Linked DNA regions of Homo sapiens: region 2 is linked to region 1. Evidence: chromatin loops called from intact Hi-C (ENCODE). Cell type or tissue: GM12878. All regions are shown on one strand. Links, peaks and the distances in the headings refer to the core of each region. The heading gives the core; the rest is flanking DNA.

Region 1 (5,382 bases), core at 108-5,107:
ACAGGTCCATCACAGTTGGTGGTTGGAGGCTAGAATAGAGCAGAGAGCTTAGCCCGAGCTTATGTCCCTGGGAATTGAGAGAGTATCATGGGAAATTCTGCCCTCCAACTCCACCTGGCTGAAGCTGAGCTGCATAGTAATGGGTGCTCCTCAAACAAGGTGCCTGCATCGTCCTCACAGGGGCAGCCAAAGAGGTGTTTACTGTTTGGATTTTCTCTCCAGAGCAGACTTGCTGTTCTGGGAAGATCACGGAGTGATTTGCATAATTGCCTTCTCAGGTGATGATTGCTCAGACCAAGGAAGAATTTCAAAAAGCCCACCTGCTTGCCTTGCTGGGTAGCATAAGGGACATATTTGGGAGGGAAAAAAAAGTCAACCAAAGGGAGTCAGGTAGCCCTGGCTGCCCCTTCAGGCAGGAAGGTGTCAAGGAAGCTCAGAACCCAACATTGCTCTCCACAGTTGCTTTCCAACCTCCATCTCCACTTTCCAAACTGTAGCCCTGGGAAGAAGTAAGAACAAGCTGGGGAGAAGCCAACTCAGGAAGCTACCTAACACCTACAAATCCTTCAATATCAGCGTAAAACTCACATCACCAAGGAGGAATTCCTCGGTTCCAGATGAGGCCGGCCTTTCATTCTGAGGACCTCACGGCAGTTCCTTCTTCTAACACTCCGCACACTTGCCGCCATGTGTTCAATGCCTTCTCCCACCCCAGAATGCAAGCCCATGAACAAGTCCAGTTCTGTGGGCCTGCCAAACACCAACTGAGATTCTACCATTTGCTAGTGAAAGAGACCAAGGGCCCCACAGTCAAATGAGGATGGAGGCACAGAAATAAAACATGGGAAAATAAGTAGTAGTAAACATAGGGTTCTTTGGAACATGGAGGAGGAGCTTTGAGGCCAGCTGAGGCAGGGGTGTGTATCAACAAAGCCCTCCTGGGGGAGGTGACATCGGAATAGAGTCTTGAAAGAGTATAGTGCCTGGTACATAGTAGATGCTCTAATACCCAAGGATGAATGACCCAATGGCAGGATGGATGGGGAGGCAGATGTTCCAGGAAAAGAAAAAGCTGGCTCAGTCCGTTCTTCATCCCAGAGCCACAGTGAATTCTGAAGCTATTCTAATGCCTTGTAAACTGCACAACATTTTCCATGGTGTGTAGAATGTGGGATGTCTCTTCTGTTATCATTTCGGGTCAGGAATGAAGTGCTCATGTTCGCTTGTACTGGGGGCTACTGAGTCAGAATAACCAAGGCTCAGCTGACTCCACCTCAAATCAACAGGATGCTCTTTAAGTATGTGAGAGATTCACCGGGCCACTGCCTGCACTGTCTAGTTTTCTTCGAAGTGCCTATGAAAAATGTGCTTAATATTCATGCTCCATTCCAAAGAGGCACAGATGGGGGCCAAAGAGGAAAAAACCATTTTTAGTAAAAAATGACTAGTGTCATGTCTCCCAGCCCAAACTAATATATTTCTTGAGGCTGACCTTAAGCTACCTCCTACAGGAAGCCTTCCTCAACAACTACAGATTCTGCATCCCCCTTCCTTCCTAAGTTCTTTTCACTTCACTCCTTGCCACATCTCTACTTGGGGTGTCAGCTATTTTGTTGTTCACTGAATGTGTGCACATCTTGTGGTCTCTCCACCTCCCAGGTTCCCGGAAACATATGTAAGAGGAGCTCAGTTTTAAGGATAAGAACATTGAGATCTAGAGAGGTGTACAGCACCCACTTGCCCCAGGGTTGCACAGCTCATAACTGCAGGAGTCAGGCTTCCAACCTGGACTGGTGCCCAGACTCTGCTCCCAACTACACTTCTACCAACCCTCTTCCCATCTCGCAGCCTCCCCATCTCATTTCTAGTCCACTGCTCTCTACGTTGCATCGCTGTTTTCTGGGTGCATCAGGTCCCATTGTCTTGCCTCCTGAAGAATAGGGTGAGTGGCTTAGGAGCACAGAACCAAGTATTCACATTTTCGTTTCTGCCCCATGCTATTTCCCCATTTCTGGACGCAGAGTAGGTGCTGATAATATGAAGCACAGAGAGAAAAATGTCAGCACAAAAAGGAAGCATCTGTTCTTGAGCTTTCATTACTCAGATGAGAAAACTGAAGCTCAGAGAGGGGAAGTAACTTAAATATGCATTGGACAGAACCGAGAAGAAAGCAGGCTGGCTCCTGCCACTGTACTTCACACATAACAGGTGCTTAAATTATGTTATTGTTATATTATATATTATGTATATTCCATATAATATATAATAATATGCATAATATATATCACCATCATTGTCATAATTTTATTGTTGTCTGAATGAGACCTTTAAACTCAGTATGTCTTGTCAGTGGGGAGTTCGGAGAGTTTTCACAAACATGAGTCTTTAGTTCATGGAGCAAATCAGAAGGACTGAGGTGACTGACTTTCAGGAAAACAAAGGCCAACAGAAAGATGAGAAGACATTCTTACATTTGTAAAGTATTTTACAGCTGACAACTTTCTTAAAAGAAAGATTGCTAAATTTGGCATTAGGAAATCTGGGACTGAGACCCTTTCTGCCACTGGATGACCTTGACAAAGTCATTTGTTTTCTTTGAGCTTCAGTCTCCTTTGTAAGATAGAACTGTGGGATGCACTCAGAAAAGAAAATTATGGAGCATACAGGGCCCAACTCCCCATTGCTGTGCTCATGGCAGCCATCACTAATTGGTTACCACACTCTTTGTGCTATGCCCAGGTGAGGCTTCAGAATCTGTCCCTGGAAACCACTACCCATTGGCTGGCATGAACGTGTTAGATGAAACCAATTTGTCAGTTTCAGTAGATGCCTGTACAGCCAACTCCAGCTTCGACTTTCTGACTCCACGAGTCTATCACACATACAGCAACCTGACCAGGTTAGCAGAGCAGGGCTCACCCCTCTCCCCCAGAGGAACAATCTGAGCTCAGACCAGCTCAAGTTTAGATAGTTGGTGAATGGTGATGGAATCAGACACTAGACCTCTCTAAATTGGCCTGGCAAGAACACTCAGTAGTCTTACATATTCCCTGGCTACAAAGGACTCCCAGTCCCTCAGAGTCAAGGACCATGGTAAAATGAGGAAATAACCAAAAGCTTCATTCTCCCTTTCACACCACAAGGTGGCTGAGTGAGAACCTCCCTTCTGGACAGGTGATACCACGCTGCAAAACCAGGAAGTAGGTGAACTTGCTGATTTCTTTCACTTTCATCCTTGTGTCATTAGAAGCCCAGTTCCTCTTGACAGTATCTCCCAACCACCACCCCCTCTGCTGCTACACCCCATCTGGCCACATATCCCTCAGATTGTTGCCAGAACTTTCTTATTTCATTTGAAAGGGAAGTTTGTTGATAATAGCTTAGAGTGAGACCTCACTCCATTGAAGGCAGCCGCCTGCGGTGGTGGGAAGAGAACTGAGGCTGGAGTCAGAACATAGGCTTCTTGTCCTGCTGCTGTGGCCTTGGGGAAAGTTGCTGTTCTTCTCTTGACCTCAGTTTCGCTTCCAGCCTATGATTTCCAAGAGAGAAATGTTGAATTCTTGGCTAACAGGACAAAGTGCTCACGGACCTCATCCCTACACTGGTGGCTGGGTGAGTGTTAGGGGAACAGGGAGTTCCAAGAGCCTCTGAATCCCACTTTCCATACTCCTTTTAAAATCCATTTAGTGGCCAACATTCTATGGGGCCGTGAAAAATGAGAAAGAGGAAAGGAAGGGAGACGGCTCTTATTGAATGCCTATCATATGTCAAACATGTCCATGTACTAGCTAATGGGAAAAGTGCTGATATTCCACTTTATAGATGAGCAAATCAAGGTTCAGAGGGGTTAAGCGACTTGCCTCAGATCAAACAGCTGGTAAATGGCAGAGCTAGGATTTATATTGAATACTGCTGATTCTAAAGCTCCTGCCCTTTATATTCCACTGTGGATTTTTTTTCTTTTTCTAATTACATAGTATGAAGCATGGAGAATAAACATGAAGCCACACCTTGCAGGGTTCCCAGCCTATCAAAAAGGTAAGCCAGCCTCCTGAATAATTGTAATATAAAGCCAAGCATGAAAGGATGGGTATAATCCAAGAGTCACAGATGAGAACAGACTTCATGAGGAAGTGGCATCTTTTCAGGTTGTTCCGGCCTCCCATACAACAATGACAACAATAAGCAATGAGAGTAATGATGAACACTTATCTGTACTAGCTCCCTTGCTCGTGAAATAGGTACTCTTTTTCTTTCCATTTTAAAGAGGAGGAAAGCAAGACACAGAGAGGCCAAGTAACATATCATAGATCACAAGGCTTGGAAGTGACGGAGCCTGGATCAATTCCCAGGCAGATTGGCTCCAGCATGCACACTCTTGATGAACCTCACTCTGCTGCTTCTTGTAGTATTTTCTCACCTTGACCACCACCTGGGGAAGTAGCAGGAGATCTGGGGAATCCTGTGAGAGCATTTAGGCTACCTTCCTTTCATGCCAGGGAAGGGACTAGCCCAAGGGGAGCAGTGGCTTGGAGGAATAGAGCTCAGCTCCTCTCCTCCCAGCTCAGACCACTTGCCTATGCTCTCCTCCTCCTCTGCAATGCTGGAAAGATGCCAGCCTGCCAAGGCCTTCACTATGCAGGCTCTGCATAGAGAAGAAGAACCCAAGCCCCTGTACATGGGCTATTGTTCAAGGCATTTTAGTAACATGAAGATAGCAAATTACCCACAATGAACAATTCTGTAGAACAAGGTGTTCCCTGGTCTCCATCTGAGTACCTGTGCGGATGGTATTGTTAGCAGGTATACAGGAGAGGAGCCAAGCTTTGTGAAAGGGAGCTCTTTTGGGTGATTTGTCCTGCCTGTCTTGCTTTTGCTAAATAATGAGGATAGCATGGGCTTTGGAAGGAGGCAGGCGTGAGTTGGAATTCCACCATGTCATTCTGTAGCTGTGTGACCTTGGGTAAATTACCTAACGTCTCTGAGCATCCCATCCAAAAATGGAAATATCACTATTCCATGGAGAATCCTATGAGGATTAAAAGGAGATAATGTATGTAAAGTAGCTTATATAATACCACATTCATTCTGAAAACAAACATATCCGAACCGCCATAAAAACTGGTAACATCATAGAATGTAACTCACTAAAAAGATCCAAGAATCAGGAATTAAAGCAAGAAGAGGATTACACTGTGTTGTTCACTAACCACACACCTGATAGTATGAGAAGTAGTTCTCACTTTACCCTTTCATCAACACTGTGGGTCGGATGACACTGTACCCATTTTACAGATGAAGAGATTAAGGATCATAGAGGGTCAAGATCTTCTGCAGGAATGCTGCTTCTTTGACTCCTTCTGTTCTCAGATCAGTTCAAAG
Region 2 (5,382 bases), core at 236-5,235, 410 kb after region 1:
GAACAGATTTTCAGGACAATAAGAACCAGTCAAGAGGCAATAGCAAGAAGCCAGGCAAGGGAGGGCAATGGCTCCGGCTGGCCCGGGGACAGCGCAAAGTGGATGGATCCAGGTATGTCATAAAGGTAGAGCAGGACTGACTGGTGAGTTAGATGTGAGGGACCAGGGGAAAGAAGGATGCAGCTTTGGCTCAGGTGTGCCAGTACAGAGTAAGAGGAAGACAAGAGAAACAAGTTTCATCTCGCCAGTCTCCAGGATGGGCTCTGCCACTCTCATTGATTGTGTAATCGGGCCAGCCACTCTCCCAAACTGGGCTTCAGTGTTCTCATTTGGAAAATAAGAGAGAAGAACTAATCAACTTCTTAGGACCCTTTCAACGTTAATATGCTATACTTCTAAAAAAAAATCAGCCTTTGAAGTTTTAGTTATTTTTAATAAATCCATAAACCCATGTAAACCACCACTCAAAATAAAAGCAAGGATCTTGACAATAAGATACATCCACCATATTTTCCCTCTATACTGCTTTCCCTGACTCCCCCAACCTAAGGAAACCAAGACCTCAATCTCCCTTACTTTCTCTTTTCCATATATTTGACCAATGTGTGATGTGTGTTTCTAAAATGTATATATATATTTTTTACCTTAGTTATTTTTACTTTATAAAAAGGGTATCATACTGTTTATTTATCACACTGTTTATAGGGACTTATTTGTTGAATAGTATTTTGTTAATATCTAGGACATTATCATTATCATGTATCATTATCGCTGCAGTTCATTTGTTTTAAATGCCATATTATATTCCATTGGATAAACATTCTATTGTTTATATAGTCACTCTCTTTTGATGGGCATTTGAGTCTTTTCCAGAATTTTGTCATTGTAAACAGTTCTGAACATTCTGACACACGAACATTCTTATATATGCAAGACTTCCATTAGGTATATATGAAAAGCAGAATTTCTGGGTCAGAATATTCACTGTCATGAGAAAGTTATATCTATCAGCTCTAAGTGTCCCCTCCTCTGTGAAATATCTATTCCTAGTTTTTCCCATTTTTCTTTTGGGTGTTTGTATTTTTCTCATCAACCTCTTTGGCCTGCTTCCTGCCTGTAGAATACTATCGCTCAAGATCCTTTCATGTCCTTAAAAATCAGTCTTATTTAACCTAGGCTGGCAGCACTTTCAGCAATGTAACTCTCTCGAAAACCCTTTTCGAAATGTCAGTAGCCAAATCCACAATTCATTTTGAGACATGTCTTGCTCTCCCTCTATATGTAGTTTCAAGTACTCTGACATCATCAGGCTTTAGGAGACCTTTCCATGAGACATTCTGTCTAATGGACAGGATTCCCTGGGAGTGCCGTATTCTTATCAGAAGTCTTAACAAAGGCAGTGACAGTTGTGCCCTGGATTTGGTCTTGGTCTCCAGGCTAAGTGTTCATAGCCATGCCTTTGTTTTGTTTTGTGCCTTAAAGCTATGTATTATTTTGAGAATTTTTTTAACCACAGAGGTTGGAAGTGAGAGATTATTGCATCTTTCAACACTCTTAGCCCTAGCATTTCTAGACTTTCTATATTCCCTTTCAGTTCCACTTGCAAATGAGCCTGCCCTTTGCTGACATCATTTCTTTCTTGTAGTACCTCATGAAATGTAGCTAGTAAAAGCTAACTCACACTAACCAATTCTGTCTCAAAACCTCTTCTCCCAAAGCTATAAATTCAGTAGGTTTATTTTCTGCCCTCCGAGTTATCATATGTGACAGTTTTACCAAATGTTTCACTACAGCATTCCATAGGTTGCCATTTCTCTAGCCCCTATAATAATTTCTCTGCTGTCTGCCACCCAGCTGCAAAGCCAAATCTGTACATCTTATCCTTTGGTTAGAGCAATTTCTCTCTTCTAGGTATTAATTTCTGTATCGGCCAGCTTTTGCTGCAGCAACAAGCAACCCCAAAATATCTGTGGCTGATAACAAGAAACATTTCTCTTTTTTGCTCTTAAGTCTGCGGGCCAACTGCAGCCCTTCATTAAGCTGTGGGTCATGTCAGTCTTTGTCACAAGTCTTCCCAATTCCAGGGTCCAGCTAAAGGAACAGCTCTTGCTCAGGACAGGACATTCTACTGGCAGAGGGTCCAAGAGAAAGAGGATTATCAGAAACTTGCAATGCTTTCAAAGCTTCTGCTGGGATCTGGCATGTCATATCTGCTAACATTCTTTTTTTTTTTTCTGAGACAGTCTCACTGTGTCACCCAGGCTGGAGTGCAGTGGCGCGATCTCAGCTCACTGCAAGCTCCACCTCCCGGGTTCACACCATTCTCCTGCCTCAGCCTCCTGAGTAACTGGGACTACAGGCACCCGCCACAACACCCGGCTAATTTTTTGTATTTTTAGTAGAGACAGGTTTTCACCGTGTTAGCCAGGATGGTCTCGATCTCCTGACCTCATGATCCGCCCGCCTCGGCCTCCCAAAGTGCTGGGATTACAGGCCTGAGCCACCGTGCCTGGCCCATATCTGCTAACAGTCTATTGGCTCAAGGGAGGTACATGGCCAACCTCAAAGTCAACGGTGTGAAGAAATACATTCTAAACCCTTTTAAATGAGAATAGAGCCTCCTGCAGATTTGAAGGAGCTCTTGATATGTTCTTATATTAATCCTTTTGGTATGTGTATTGCAACATAATCTCCCATTTGTAACTTGTTTTTAAGTTGTCTCCTTAAAAAGTATGTTAATATTTTTATTGAAAAGATGTATAGGTTTAACAAATTGTAGTAGCTCCACTATCCAGACAACCATTTTCATTTTTATTGACCTTCTAGTCCCTGTACACATTAAACAAACTCCACCCCAGAGTTACATACTATAATGAGTAACTCAATGCAATTATCAATTTCTACAACATGCAATGCTACCCTAAGAACTGCCGCAAATTTTAAGTCCAGAAGATAAAGAAACAGAAACTTAGCAAAAGATAAATATTTACAAATACAGTGTAGAAAACTGCAAAATATTTCAACAGTTTTAAAAAATGCTTTCTTTCAGGCAGACTCCAGGGACAACAGTGAGCAGGGAACCGCGGACAGTCTCCAGATCTCAGAAAGAGGAACTTGAGCAAAAACGAAACAGAAAAAAAAAAAAACAAGAAAAACTATTCTTTCGAAACCTTCCAGCCACCTCAAAGTGAGACCCGTAAGCAAACAGGTATACTTCAGAAGTCTCTAATTCTCATTAGTTGACTTTCAGTAATCGATGTTGGCCCCATGCAGATGTTTTAAATCACTAACACAAACATTGCTGTCTTTGGTATTCTTGCAGTGTTTTCATTTATGAGAAAACCTGCAGAAGAAACTGCTTGAACCAAAGCAAAGTAGCAAGGAAACAGGTTACTATATAATCAGAAGGCCCTAAGAAAGGTAGCAGCAGGTCATATAATTACCTCCTTGTGGATAAAATCCCTGTCCTCAAACTACGCAACCTACTACCTGTACTTCTTCCTTAGGAACCAATTTTTTCTTGCCAGTCTTCTACTTGGCAGATGCCCTTTAAAGAAACCTGTGAAATTAAGCCACCTTTTTTGATTTTTTTTTCCAAATTCAAACCAGTTAGAATTGTTTCACAGATGCTTTTAAAAAGTTATTGGCCATATGATGTTCATCAAAACCACAAATGCATTTGCTTAAAACCAAACTTCAAATAAGTTAGGAAGGGGCGAAAGTAATTCAATTACATTAGAAGATGCAAACCAGTAGTCTAAGCCTCAGCCCACCATATATTGTTGGAGCACATATTTTATTGAAAGCGTTTAATCTTCAAAATTCAAACATCAAATCTCATAAAATCTCCGGCCTTCCTTGATCAATTAGAAAAGTAGATGACACAATGTAACTCCTGCTTGCTGCCTATCACCTGGAGCAAATTAACACCCTGCCTGTCCCCTTTAGATGCCATGCGTTTTCTAGTCATAGTCAGCTCCTCCTGGGACTCTGAAGGTATTTCAGCTTTTCAGTTTTTGACCCCTGAATTATAGTAAATGGAAGCAAATTCTGATCATGATTTTTGTCAACATTAAAAACAAGCTTTTTGAAACTGTCACTCTCTCCGCAATGGTACTTTTAAGTATTTTTACAAAATGTACCCATTCTCCATAATTTGGTCCACTTACTCCGCCTGGCTATTAAGGCTGTAAAATGGACCCTTATGTAATTAATGAAACATGTAAATTCATTTTTCTCCAGGCCTTACTTAGTTAATTAGTTAGAAAAAGATAAGTTTCCAACTGCAGAGTAGTAGTAATATCTACAGTGGAGACACATGTCAGAAAACCACAAAATTCCTGTGAATGAAAGAATGACTGTACTTGCCTCATGTTCTGCAGGCAAGTTATGCATGTTGTCAGTTTAACTAAGATTATGCCAAAGAGAATTTCGTGAACATTCTCACTTTTCTTTGGCATACACCGAAAGGCAACAAATGTAAGTTTGTTTTTTTTTTCCCCAATGTTTACGCAATTTGGAACAAAGACCAATTATCAATGTAGGTGCCCTACCATACGTCTGGGAATACATAAAAAGCACAAATGTGGTCCAGGATACATCACTTTTTTTGGGCCCACCCAAGGGAGAGTTTGATGTTTCCTCTTACGTAAAGTTACTGTTGTCAATGGCACTGCACTAGATATTAACATTCAAGATAAATGAAAATATTTGTGAGGTGGTAACCTTTTCCTCACCTTCACACTTTGCCCCTTTTCCCTCTTGTCCCAAAATAAAATAAACAGCAAACACTTAAAACAGGGAGCTTTTAGCCTTGCTTGGCTATAAGGCACAAGGTAGAATATGGTTTGGCTATTGGAAGAAAGCTGAAACATGGACCTTTCACAGGTATTAAAATTCAAGGTAACCTTTTTAGCATTTTGCTTCTATTTTATTTAAAGCAACAAATTATAGATGTCTCATCTGACATTTTCAAGTAATTCCCCCTTTGTGAATAAAGGACCACTTCAAGTTTAGGGAGCAAAGTTCAGAGCTTAGCGACTTACCAGGGAGCAAGGGTAGAGCGCAGAGCCCATGTCTCCTTTTCCAGGCTGGTGGCGAAACTGCCTAAATCAGCACAGCAATGCGGCAGTGCTCACAGCATTCTCCAATGCCATCCAAAACCAAACTGGGAATGAATCATAACAGACATGACTTTCTTTCAGCTTAGAGAGTGCTCTTCAATTTGTATTTACCTTTACCCCTCAGAACCTCACCTTGGACACAGATATCAGGATGTAAGGCAGTGAACCCACTGACAATTCCAAAGGGACCTAGTCCCCTATTAAGATTTCTCGAGGAGTCCTTACTTTCTCCACTCTTTGAGATTGTTGCTTAATTTCA

What was found. Peaks named below come from ENCODE experiments on the same cell type or tissue, not always from the same donor. Only the 100,000 strongest peaks of a DNase experiment are listed, where the experiment ranks them.
Region 2: a loop joins it to region 1, with 3 times the contacts of the local background. A loop is called at or near these places in 1 of 110 quality-filtered maps.

The regions. Positions count from the first base shown.
Region 1 is chr17:33,961,381-33,966,762 of GRCh38, forward strand. All of the region lies in intron 1 of LOC107985038 (a long non-coding RNA gene), which reads right to left. It also overlaps a transcript of ASIC2 not described here. Among named protein-coding and RNA genes, the nearest start is that of LINC01989, 220 kb to the right of the region's middle. RefSeq lists an enhancer at 3,322-3,521. In GM12878, for the core only: a CTCF peak has its summit at 3,145 (motif pointing right); DNase peaks (open chromatin) are centred at 2,071 and 3,201; H3K27ac peaks cover 1,820 bases.
Region 2 is chr17:34,375,707-34,381,088 of GRCh38, forward strand. No RefSeq gene overlaps it. Among named protein-coding and RNA genes, the nearest start is that of CCL1, 15 kb to the left of the region's middle. In GM12878, for the core only: a CTCF peak has its summit at 3,056; DNase peaks (open chromatin) are centred at 1,605 and 3,165; H3K27me3 peaks cover 39 bases.